Linked DNA regions of Homo sapiens: region 2 is linked to region 1. A link is a loop called in an ENCODE intact Hi-C map of the cell type or tissue named here. Cell type or tissue: heart left ventricle. All regions are shown on one strand.

Region 1 (5,000 bases):
TACCCCTTCTTTTTTTCTATTTTTCTTTTTCTTTTTTTTTTTTTTTTTTTTTTGAGACAAAGTCTCGAACTCTCTTGCCCAGGCTGTAGTACAGTGGCACAATCTCTGCTCACTGCAACCTCTGCCTCCTGGGTTCAAGTGATTCTCCTGTGTCAGCCTCCCAAGTAGCTAGGATTACAAGTGCCCGCCACCACGCCCAGCTAATTTTTGTATTTTTAGTAGAGACGGGGTTCCACCATGTTGGTCAGGCTGGTCTTGAACTCTTGACCTCAAGTGATCCACCCGCCTTGGCCTCCCAAAGTGCTAGGATTACAGGCGTGAGCTGCTGCACCCAGCCCCTTCTTTTATTACCTGTATCTTAGTTATTTGGTAGTACTTTAAAAACATTTTTAAATTGATATGTAATTTACATATATGAAATATACATGTTAAATGTATAGCTCGATCAATTTTGGCAAATCTACACACCTGCGTAACTTATACCCCATCAAGATATAAAACATTTCTGTCACTGCAGAAAGCTTCCTAGTCACTCCCTCTCCACACCATGAGACCTCTATGGATCTGATATCTGTTACCATAGATAAGTTCTGTCTATTCTCAAGCTGTTATAAATGGAATCATCAGTACTTTTTGTGTCTGGCTCATGAAGCACAATGTTTAGAGATTCATTCATGTTGTTGCGTATATCATGAGTTTGTTCCTTTTTGTTGCTGGTAGGGTTCCATTGTATGCATATACCACGTTTGTTTATCCATTTACCTGTTGATGCTCACCTGGGCTGTTCCCAGCTTGAGGCTGCTCTGAACATTCTCATACCAGCCTTTTTGTGACTTATGTTTTCACGTCTCTTGGATGAACATTTCAGAATAGGATTACTGGGTCTTAGAGTAGATGTATGTTTCACTTTCTAAGAAAGGATGTTTTCCAAAGTGTTTGTACCATTTTCCACTCCCACCCAGCAGTATGTGAGAGTTCCAGTTGCTCCACATCCTTACCAGCATTTAACATTGTCAGTCCTATTTTAACTCTTCTAGAGGGTGTGTGAGGGCTTCTGGATAGTGCTTTTGACTGAGCTTCCCTCCTCACTCACTCCTGAGTGATTGGAAGGAGGAGCTCTCTTGCAGGTGCACCTTTGGAGTGCGCTGGCAGCGGTGGTGGGACTCAGGCAGACAGTTCTTCATGCCCTCAGCATGGGCCCCACCACAGAGTTTGCTCCGAGAATCTCAGAACCTTCCTTGAGAAGAGGATCACCTTTCCCCCTTGCACTCTTTTAAGTATAGTAGAGGAAATTTCCCCTGTTAAAGAGTTTATACTTCCTATTTGTATGGGGCCCCTTAGCTGTGGTGTTCAAGAGAGCTCTAGAGAATTTCACGGAACAAGAGGAGCAGGGAGACTCAGGAATCTGACCCAGAAACAACCTTGTTACCTGGTGTGTCTGTGGCTCATGTGTGAGACAGAGCAAGCAGCACTAATTACTGCTTGGAACCGACCTCCTGTTTTCCTGCCAGTTTTGAGGGCGAGAACATGAGAGGAAATTTTCTTCACGTTCAAATATCAGTTAGTCTCGAATGTGGTAATATTGTGTCACACTTTTCACCATGGCAATTTCATGCTTTGTAATCTTTAGAAAGATGGGATTCACTCGCTCACTCAGAGTCAGCAGAATTGTAACTGCAGAACACAACAGTGAGGGCCTAACTCGGACTCCATTGCATAAGCCGCGTGTTGCTGTAGCAAAACATGTTTACAACTCTTTTTTTTTTTTTTTTTGAGATGGAGTCTCACTCTGTCGCCCAGGCTGGAGTGCAGTGGGACAATCTCGGCTTACTGCAACCTCTGCCTCCCAGATTCAAGCAATTCTCTGCCTCAGCCTCCTGAGTAGCTGGGATTACAGGCACCCGCCACCACGCCCAGCTAATTTTTGTATTTTTAGTAGAGATGGGGTTTCACCATCTTAGCCAGGCTGGTCTTGAACTCCTGACCTCGTGATTCACCCACCTCAGCCTCCCAAAGTGCTGGGATTACAGGCGTCAGCCACCGCGCCCAGCCTTGTTTACAAACTCTTTAGCCACTTGATTTGTGCTTAAGCCGTGTAGTTCAGCACTAGATGGTGCAGGAGTGTTGTTTTGCAGCAGACTCCTGGATCGAGTTTGCATGTGGCTGGGGCCAGCCAGCCACACGCTGCAACCTCTTCCGGGGGTATTTATAGCACAGTCACTAACATTTGCTGTTCCTGGGTTGCCGTGCACCCTCTCTGCTTAGGAGTACTACTTTAGCAAAAGAGAAGCCAGGTGGAAGGCATCGAAGGGGAATATTTGAGGTCAGCTTGAAATTGAGGACCACAGAGCCAGCTGGAAACTAGAACATTAGCTCTAGGGAAGGCAAGAGATGATCAGGTCTTTCCAATACTCTTGGTTTGGTAGTGCTTGCTGTGTGCTGGGTATATTGGTTATGGTGCTGACACACAGTGGGTGCAGGGGTGAGGAAAATAGCATCCCCACTCTCAAGGACTCGCTAATTCTAGGAGGAGGAGGGACAGGTGTGAAGTCAGCTAAGTGGTGTGTGAGAAACCAATGTGTGATGGTTTTAGAAATGGCTCAAAGGTAAGGGCTAGCTATTCTTATTTTCTCTCTCTCATTATGGGGTCAGTTTTCAGGATTTGGGTGGGGGTTATGATTTCCCGAGGACTGTGTTTTTTTTTCTTTCTTTCTTTTCCTCCCTCCTAGTCTTCCTCTGACCACACTTCTGCTCTTTAGACCCCCTCCAAAGCCTGGGCTGGGCTGTAAAAGCTGCCACGCGCCATGAGTCCCGTTCACCCTGCTGGAGCATTTCTGATGAAAGACTGGGTGCTGAGAGGGGTGAAGCCTGAGAGGACTCAAGGTCCTAAGTTTCATTCGTCTCCCTCTCCGCCGTTCCTCATTATCACATTGGCTGCGCTGCAGTTCCTCTCACACTGAGAAGGAAACTGGGAAAGGGCCAAGAGCACACAGCTGCCAAAGAGACGGAACGAATTCTCCATGGACGTGGACAGACTCTCCCTCCACTTTGCCTGAATGGAGGGCTCTGGCCACTCTCTAGGTCTGGGGTCCCCAGGGCACCCTTGCCTATCACTTCTATGGGGAAAGGGACTTCAGAATATATCCACGCTCTTCGCACACTAAATGACAACTGATGTTGTCATTTACAAATTCCCTCTACCAACACGGTTTGACAGTAGAGCTATTCAGAGGAATCGTGGCTGAAAGAGAACAAGAAATCTTGTTGGGCTTCATGAAAACCAGATCCCAAGAAATCCCTTCCTTGTAGTTAAACACACACTCACTCGCAGAAACAACACAAAGAAAATAACAGTCATAATTTTAAAAAGCCCTCCAAAGAAATTGAACTCAGAACTTTCCTTACCAATAGATAGTTGAATCATTTGAGATCGTTTGGGTCTCCAAGAAAGCATAGGAGCCCATCATGTCTTTTGATCTGAAACCCTTGATTAATAGCGTAGTGGTGAAGGAAATGCTGCCTGTGTGTTCCACTGTACACTTAATATACTAGCAATACTTAGGAAAATCAGCCCTCTCCCCCAGGCCCCCAGAACTGAGAGACAGGCCAAGGCCCAGGGGTCTGGAAGACCAGGCTCTCCAAGGGGTTCAGAAATTCCAGATTTGGAAGACAAGCTATCTGCTGTGGAAATGCTTAATTCCTTTTCTCCGGACATTTTTGGAAGGCTTTCTGCTTTTTTAATCTCCTGACTTCTTGTTTGTGACCAAGTTCAAATTCCAGAGAGGGAAGCAGCCAATATGTGTGATTATTTCCTCTTGCACCAAGTGGAACTAAAAGAATGAACTTACTTCACAAGAAACAAATGTACCCTTTGGACCTCAAACTAAAATGAATTTGCACAGTTGGTCTGGCCCCCGTGCTGTTCTTGCAGTCATTAAACATAAAAATGAAAAAAAAAATGTCAGGGCAGTACATTCATGACCTTTTTTTAGATATAAGGCAGAAAAGAAGAAAAGAGTCTTGAAAAAGATTCTTTTATCCTGCATGCTCCCTTGTGCAGGGTTGGCTGCCTGGTAGAGAGGAGACAGCCTAAGGTTTGGATTGACTGGAGTTAACATTCTGGCTCCATTGTTTAAGAGTTGTGCAATCTTAGCCATGTTTCTTAACTTCTCTGAGCCTTAGTTTAAATGGGCACAATAGAACCTCACAGAGTTGTTACTAAGATTGAAAGAGATAAATACATAAAGATTTTAGTATTGGGCCCTGCACAAGGCATGCTCTCACTAAATGGGCATTATTATTATCATACTGTTATTACCATGATAAGACAATGTCAGTAACAGAATCCCTGGGAATGCTGGAGTGAATTCAATGCCAGGGGACTGAAAGCACAGGACTGCTAAAGACGCCTTCCTTGCATTTCCTGGGGCAATGGGGCAGAGGGTCATGTGAGGCCTCATGGGTCACTGTTTCACCATTGCTGTTCCCCTCAGGTGATCTCTTCAGCGTCCTGGACTTCCCATTCCTGTACTTCTACAGATTCCATGGTAGCTGCTGTGCCAGGTAATCGTAAGCTCACTCATTTGTATGCTTTCTGTGCTGTCCGCTGTGTCTTCCTCTCTGTGAAGTTCAGGGTCACTGCTAGTGACCTGAGTGAGTGGCAGGAGAGAGTGGTGGTGGATGCAGGCAAGGAAGCAGTCATTATGTCACCAGCAGGCTGTCACTTAGCACCCTTAGATGCTCAGGGCCAGCTTGGGCCCTGCCAGGACCCCTGGCCCATGGAAGTCCCTCCGCCAAGACAGTGATTTTCGCGCTTGCTCTAGAGCTAGGATTCTCCCACTTTTTTCCTCCTCCACAAGCAAATCTCACATAGAACTCCAATATATAAAACTGATGAAATGGATCCAGTTCAAGGGAAGATTTGGGTTCAGAATCCCACCCGCTCAGCTTTCCCCTTGGCCTCCTTCTTGCTCCTTAAGGCAACCTCCAAAATAACCTCC
Region 2 (5,000 bases), 430 kb after region 1:
GCATGTGTAGAGTGACCTGTACCGAATGAAGAGTTAAAATTAACTGATGGGGGGTATGGACGCGGATCCGTCTAACATAGTTTTCGGCCTTGTCGCTGTTATCTGCAGTTTAGTGATGTGACCTGACAGGGTTGTGCGGTAACGCCATAGATCAAAACGATCTGTATTTTGCTGAGGTTAAACGGGAAGTTTCTGGCAAATTTGAAACGAGAAGGAATCTCCTTCAGCATTATTTATTGGGACAACATGCTGTTAGATAATTTTTTTTAAAAAGTCCATTTTTCTTGTGGCTGTTCGTTTGAGATTCAAACCGATAGTAGGTATTCCTATTTCTCCTGATTTGTAAAAGAATCGTTTTTAGACCACTAGAAATTCTACAAATGAACAAAATAGACTAGAATCAAATATCTTTTAAACCAGTCCAGTACTTTTGTGTAATTATTCTAAGACCTGGGAAGGGATAATATTAACAGGCTTTAAAAGTTTAGTACTTAGAAATCATAAATACAAAGTGGAAAGGTAATTTTTCCACCTGTCCCACATCTTAAGGGATGAATAAATATAACTTAAAAAGTTAGTATACAGAAGAGGGGTGCTAAACCTTCTATTAGCCTGTTACAGCAACTATCATTCACTTCCCCATTTTATAAGACTTAACTCCACATTTTTAAAAGAAAATGGATGAAATTTTGACTATGTAATTTTTAACGCAAGATAGGAAACATAATTGACAGAGTGAAGCTTTTATGTTTATGACAGAAATAACCTGTAATAAGTTTGTCATTTAACAGAGTATTGAAAGAGCAGTGTGCTGTGGTCTCTACTGTGGTCCAAAGAAAAACTGAGCAGAATGACCCAACCTGTTCCTATGGCCTCTGCCTGTGTCTCACTCTCTAATCCATTTATGCAAGTCAGAAACCAAAGAGTCATCCTTGACACTTTATTCATCCCTAACTTCCATATCCAAGCCATCACGCAGTCCAATTTTACTTACTAAACATGTAAATCCATCCCCTTCTCTCCATCACTACCTCCATAATCCAAGATACTGTTATTTCTTACCTAGTCTACTGCTAGGCTCCTTTCCACATCCACGCTACCAACCACCCCTCCTAAATCTTTGTTTTCACTGGTGTTCAGAAAAAAATTTGAACTTCTATTCTCCATATATATATTTAATTTTAAATTACATACATGTACTGTTGAAAAATGGTACATGATCTAATGAAGTTACAGGCTCTGAAGTCAGACATCTGGGTTTAAATCCTGCTCTAATACTTCCTTACTGAGTGACTTTGGACTGACTGCTTAAGCTCGCTGTCCCATTTTACCTACCTGTAAATTGAGGATAATAATAGTACCAACCTCACAGGGTATTAAGATTAAATGAATATATGTAAACTGCTTAGTATTCAGATATATACTATGTGCCCAAAAGCTAGCCATAATTAGTATTTCTTAGCTAATATGATTATAATCCATTTTAAAAGCATTTTTAAAGGATAAAAAATAGAATAAAAATACATCTTCCCTCCTCCACCTTAAATTGTGTCTACTTTGAGACCACTTCTCTATACTGCAGCTACTGTGATCTTGAAAAGTAAATCTGTTAATGTCACTATGCTGCTTAAACCCTTTCAGTGGCTTCCAGTTACTCTGTGAAGGAAGCCCCTTTGAATTGCCTCTGCTACCCCTTTGGCTTTATTTCCAGACATTTTCTGTCCTCTGGTCTCACTAGACTTTTGATGTCTCCTAGGCCATTGCGTGCTATTGTCTCTGCCTGGAGTTCTCCACCAAACCTACCCCCACTCTTTGCCCCAGCTATCTACTAATCATGTTTTTATCTTATTTCAATAGTCTCTTCTACTAGATCCTCCTACAGTACCATGTAACCTCCCCATCTTACAGTTTTTATTGTTTTAGTTATTTAATTAATTCTGTCTCCCCACTGGACTGTAAATTTCTTGAGATAAAAAACCACGTCTTGGGCCAGACTTTGGGTGGCTGAGGCAAGAGGATCACTTGAGGCCAGGAGTTCAAGATGAGCTTGGGCAACATAGTGAAATCTTGTCTCCTATTCTAAAAATCAAACCAAAATAGCTGGACACAGTGGTTCGTGCCTCTAGTTCTAGTTACTGTGGAGGCTGAGGTGGGAGGATTGCTTGAGCCCAGGAGTTCAAGGCTGCAGTGAACTATGATTGTGCCACTGTACTCCAGCCTAGGTGACAGAGCGAGAGACCCTGTCTTAAAATTAAAAAAATAAAAAATAAAAAAGGTTTGTTCACCCTTTTATCTCCAGGAACTAGCCCAGTGTCTGCCACCAAATCAATATTCTATGAATGAATGAAATGGGCATTCCCTGGTGGATCCCATTTCTATGTAAATGGAAACCTTTGGGTACATTCAAAATTCTTAGATTTTTAAATGAGATTTTATATGGCCACTTTAACAATGGAAATGGCGGGCATCCTCATAGATAGGTTCTAAAGCTTTAAGAACCACATGGAATAAATTTTGAGGTTCCAAAGATCTGCTGAAAAAACATCTTTAACAGAGAAGCAGTTATTTTGAACTCTTCATAATACTGGGTTTCTCATATGTTGTGGCTTAGGACAGTACTTCCCAAACTTTTTCAATTTCAGCATGCTTAGAAAATGAACACTTGTGTTATATATTGTAATGAAAAGATGAGGCTGCTTCCATCCAGTGGCAACAGAAGTTGAGACTAGTCACCTCAGGCCCAGTGCTGCCACCTTCAGGGCTAGGTTTTTAATGTCCCAGCACACCTATTGGAGGCCCCTGGCTAGAATGCTGAATTTAAATAAACTAGTGAAATAGTTAAAATGGTAAGTTTACATTATGTATATCTAGGCACCAATTTAAAATAAATTGTGTGATAGCAGTACAGACTCTAGGATTCTTAAAAGTAAAGTTTTGGAACTCACGTAGATTTAAAAGTCATCTAACTCAAGCCATTTACAAATGAAATCCTGTAGATTCTAGAATCTATGCTTAACTCCTGCAGCTGGGTAGTTGAGTGTTGTGAAGGGAAAATGACGTATCACGTTAGACTGATATCACTAAAGTCATATGGTTTCAAACTTCATGCAGGGCATCAGTTAATCCTTAAAATAGCCTTTGTTCAGCTCTTTTTATTTTCTCTGCTGTCTTCCAGACCTTTACTATTTTCAGTCCTCAAGCCTCTGAAGCTATTTTCACTCTAGGTGGACAACCTGGCCTCCTGATTAAACAAGACAATTGAGCTCCACAAGTGTGATCTTCCTAAACTTGCTTTTTTCTTTCTCAACCCTACGAATTAGGCAAAACCATTTGCAGTTAAAAATACAACCTGAGGCCAGATAGGGTGGCTCATATCTGTAACCTCAACGCTGTGGGAGGCCCGCGGGAGGCTCACTTGAGATTTGAGAAACTGCAGTATAGGCTGAATGACAGCCAGAACCTGTCTCTTAAACACACACACATACACACACACACACACACACACACACACCCGCCTGTCTCTTCACACACACACACACACACACACACACACACACACACACACACACCTGCCCAAACAATCCAGTTGCTTCTCACCTTTGTGTCCACCCTGGTTCAAGCTACCATCAACCTCTTCTACGGCAATATCCTCCTTTAAAAAAAAAAAAAAATCTGTTATCCACTCTGTTCTCCATTACAGTATATTCTCCAACAGCAGTCTGAGAGGTTCTTTAAAATCTATCAGAAAATCACACTCCCTGCTTAAAGCATTTCAGGGTCTTCCCATCACCCTAGAATAAAATCCAAACTCCTTTCCATGGTGTCAGGACGAGTCAGGCACTATATTCTGCTGATGATACCTCTTAAATATAATTTTGAATTAGTGCTTTCCTTTCCAACCTCACTTATTGCCCTAGTTGAGGCCCTGATGTTTCTTACCTAGGCAACAGCCTCCCTGCTTCCAGTCTTGTTCACCTTAATTCAGTCTCACAGCTGCCCAACATCTAAACCATTATTTCTGATCCTGGCATTCCTTTGCTTAAAACTCTTCAAAAGACTGTTGCCAGACTGGTGCGGTAGCTTACGCCTATAATCCCTGCACTTTGGGAGGCCGAGGTGGTTGGATCACTTGAGGTCAGGAGTTTGAGACCAGCTTGGCCAACATGGTGAAACCCTGTTTCTACTAAAAATACAAAAATTAGATGGGCATGGTGGCAGGCACCTGTAATCCCAGCTACTCGGGAGGCTGAGGGAGGTGAATCACTTGAACCCAGGAGGCGGAGGTTGTGGTGAGCCAAGATCACACCCCTGCACTCCAGCATGGGCGACAAAGCGAGACTGTGTCTCAAAAAAAAAAAAGAAAAAAAGGCTATTGCCTAAAGGTTAAAAATCAGTTTCTTTAAAATGTCACACAAGCTCTTATCCTTGCACAGTCTCTGCTGTACCCCTTGCTCTTTCCCTCTTTCAACAGGAAACTGCTTTTATTCCTCTCTCCTTCCCTTGGCTGTGTCTTACTCTTGGCTCATACAATGTTTTTCTCTTGGAATTACTTTCACCCCCATTTGTTACACTTCATCTTTCTTATTCTTTTAAGTCTCAGCTCAGGCACTACCTCTTTCAGGCGACTAACCTAACATCTCTCTTCATCCTTCCTTTCTATACCCTTTCACAAATGGCCTTCCTCATTCTCCCATGCCCTCAATATATATCTTTATCATTGCACTTAACACCATTATATTGTAATTATTTTTGTGTTTTTAATCTTCAGCTGGGCTCCTTGATGTCAGACTGTGCTTTCTTTATTCTTCTGTTTTCCTACTTTTTTTTTTTTTTGGAGACAAAGTCTTACTCTGTCCCCCAGGCTGGAGTGCAGTGGCGCGATCTCAGCTTATGATAGCCTTCACCCTCCAGATTCAAGCAATCCTCATGCCTCAGTCTCCCGAGTAGCTGGGATTACAGGCACCTGCCTAGCTAATTATTGTGTCTTTAGTAGAGACGGA

Evidence for each region. Hi-C counts contacts between places; a loop is a spot of excess contacts. Peaks named below come from ENCODE experiments on the same cell type or tissue, not always from the same donor. Only the 100,000 strongest peaks of a DNase experiment are listed, where the experiment ranks them.
Region 2: it touches region 1 in a loop (5-fold over the local background); 9 of 110 quality-filtered maps call a loop at or near these places.

What each region holds. Positions count from the first base shown.
Region 1 is chr18:23,356,157-23,361,156 of GRCh38, reverse strand. SLC35D4 (solute carrier family 35 member D4) reads left to right here. Exons shown (of 15, transcript NM_032933.6): 12 at 4,494-4,563. Among named protein-coding and RNA genes, the nearest start is that of SLC35D4, 79 kb to the left of the region's middle. RefSeq lists an enhancer at 2,286-2,405. In heart left ventricle, a CTCF peak has its summit at 2,094 (motif pointing right); DNase peaks (open chromatin) are centred at 2,126 and 2,966; H3K4me3 peaks cover 1,252 bases; H3K27ac peaks cover 3,069 bases.
Region 2 is chr18:22,928,035-22,933,034 of GRCh38, reverse strand. The region is part of intron 1 of RBBP8-AS1 (RBBP8 antisense RNA 1); the gene reads left to right. It also overlaps a transcript of RBBP8 not described here. Among named protein-coding and RNA genes, the nearest start is that of RBBP8, 2.8 kb to the left of the region's middle. RefSeq lists an enhancer at 3,312-3,361. In heart left ventricle, a CTCF peak has its summit at 2,769 (motif pointing left); a DNase peak (open chromatin) is centred at 2,744; H3K4me3 peaks cover 552 bases; H3K27ac peaks cover 136 bases.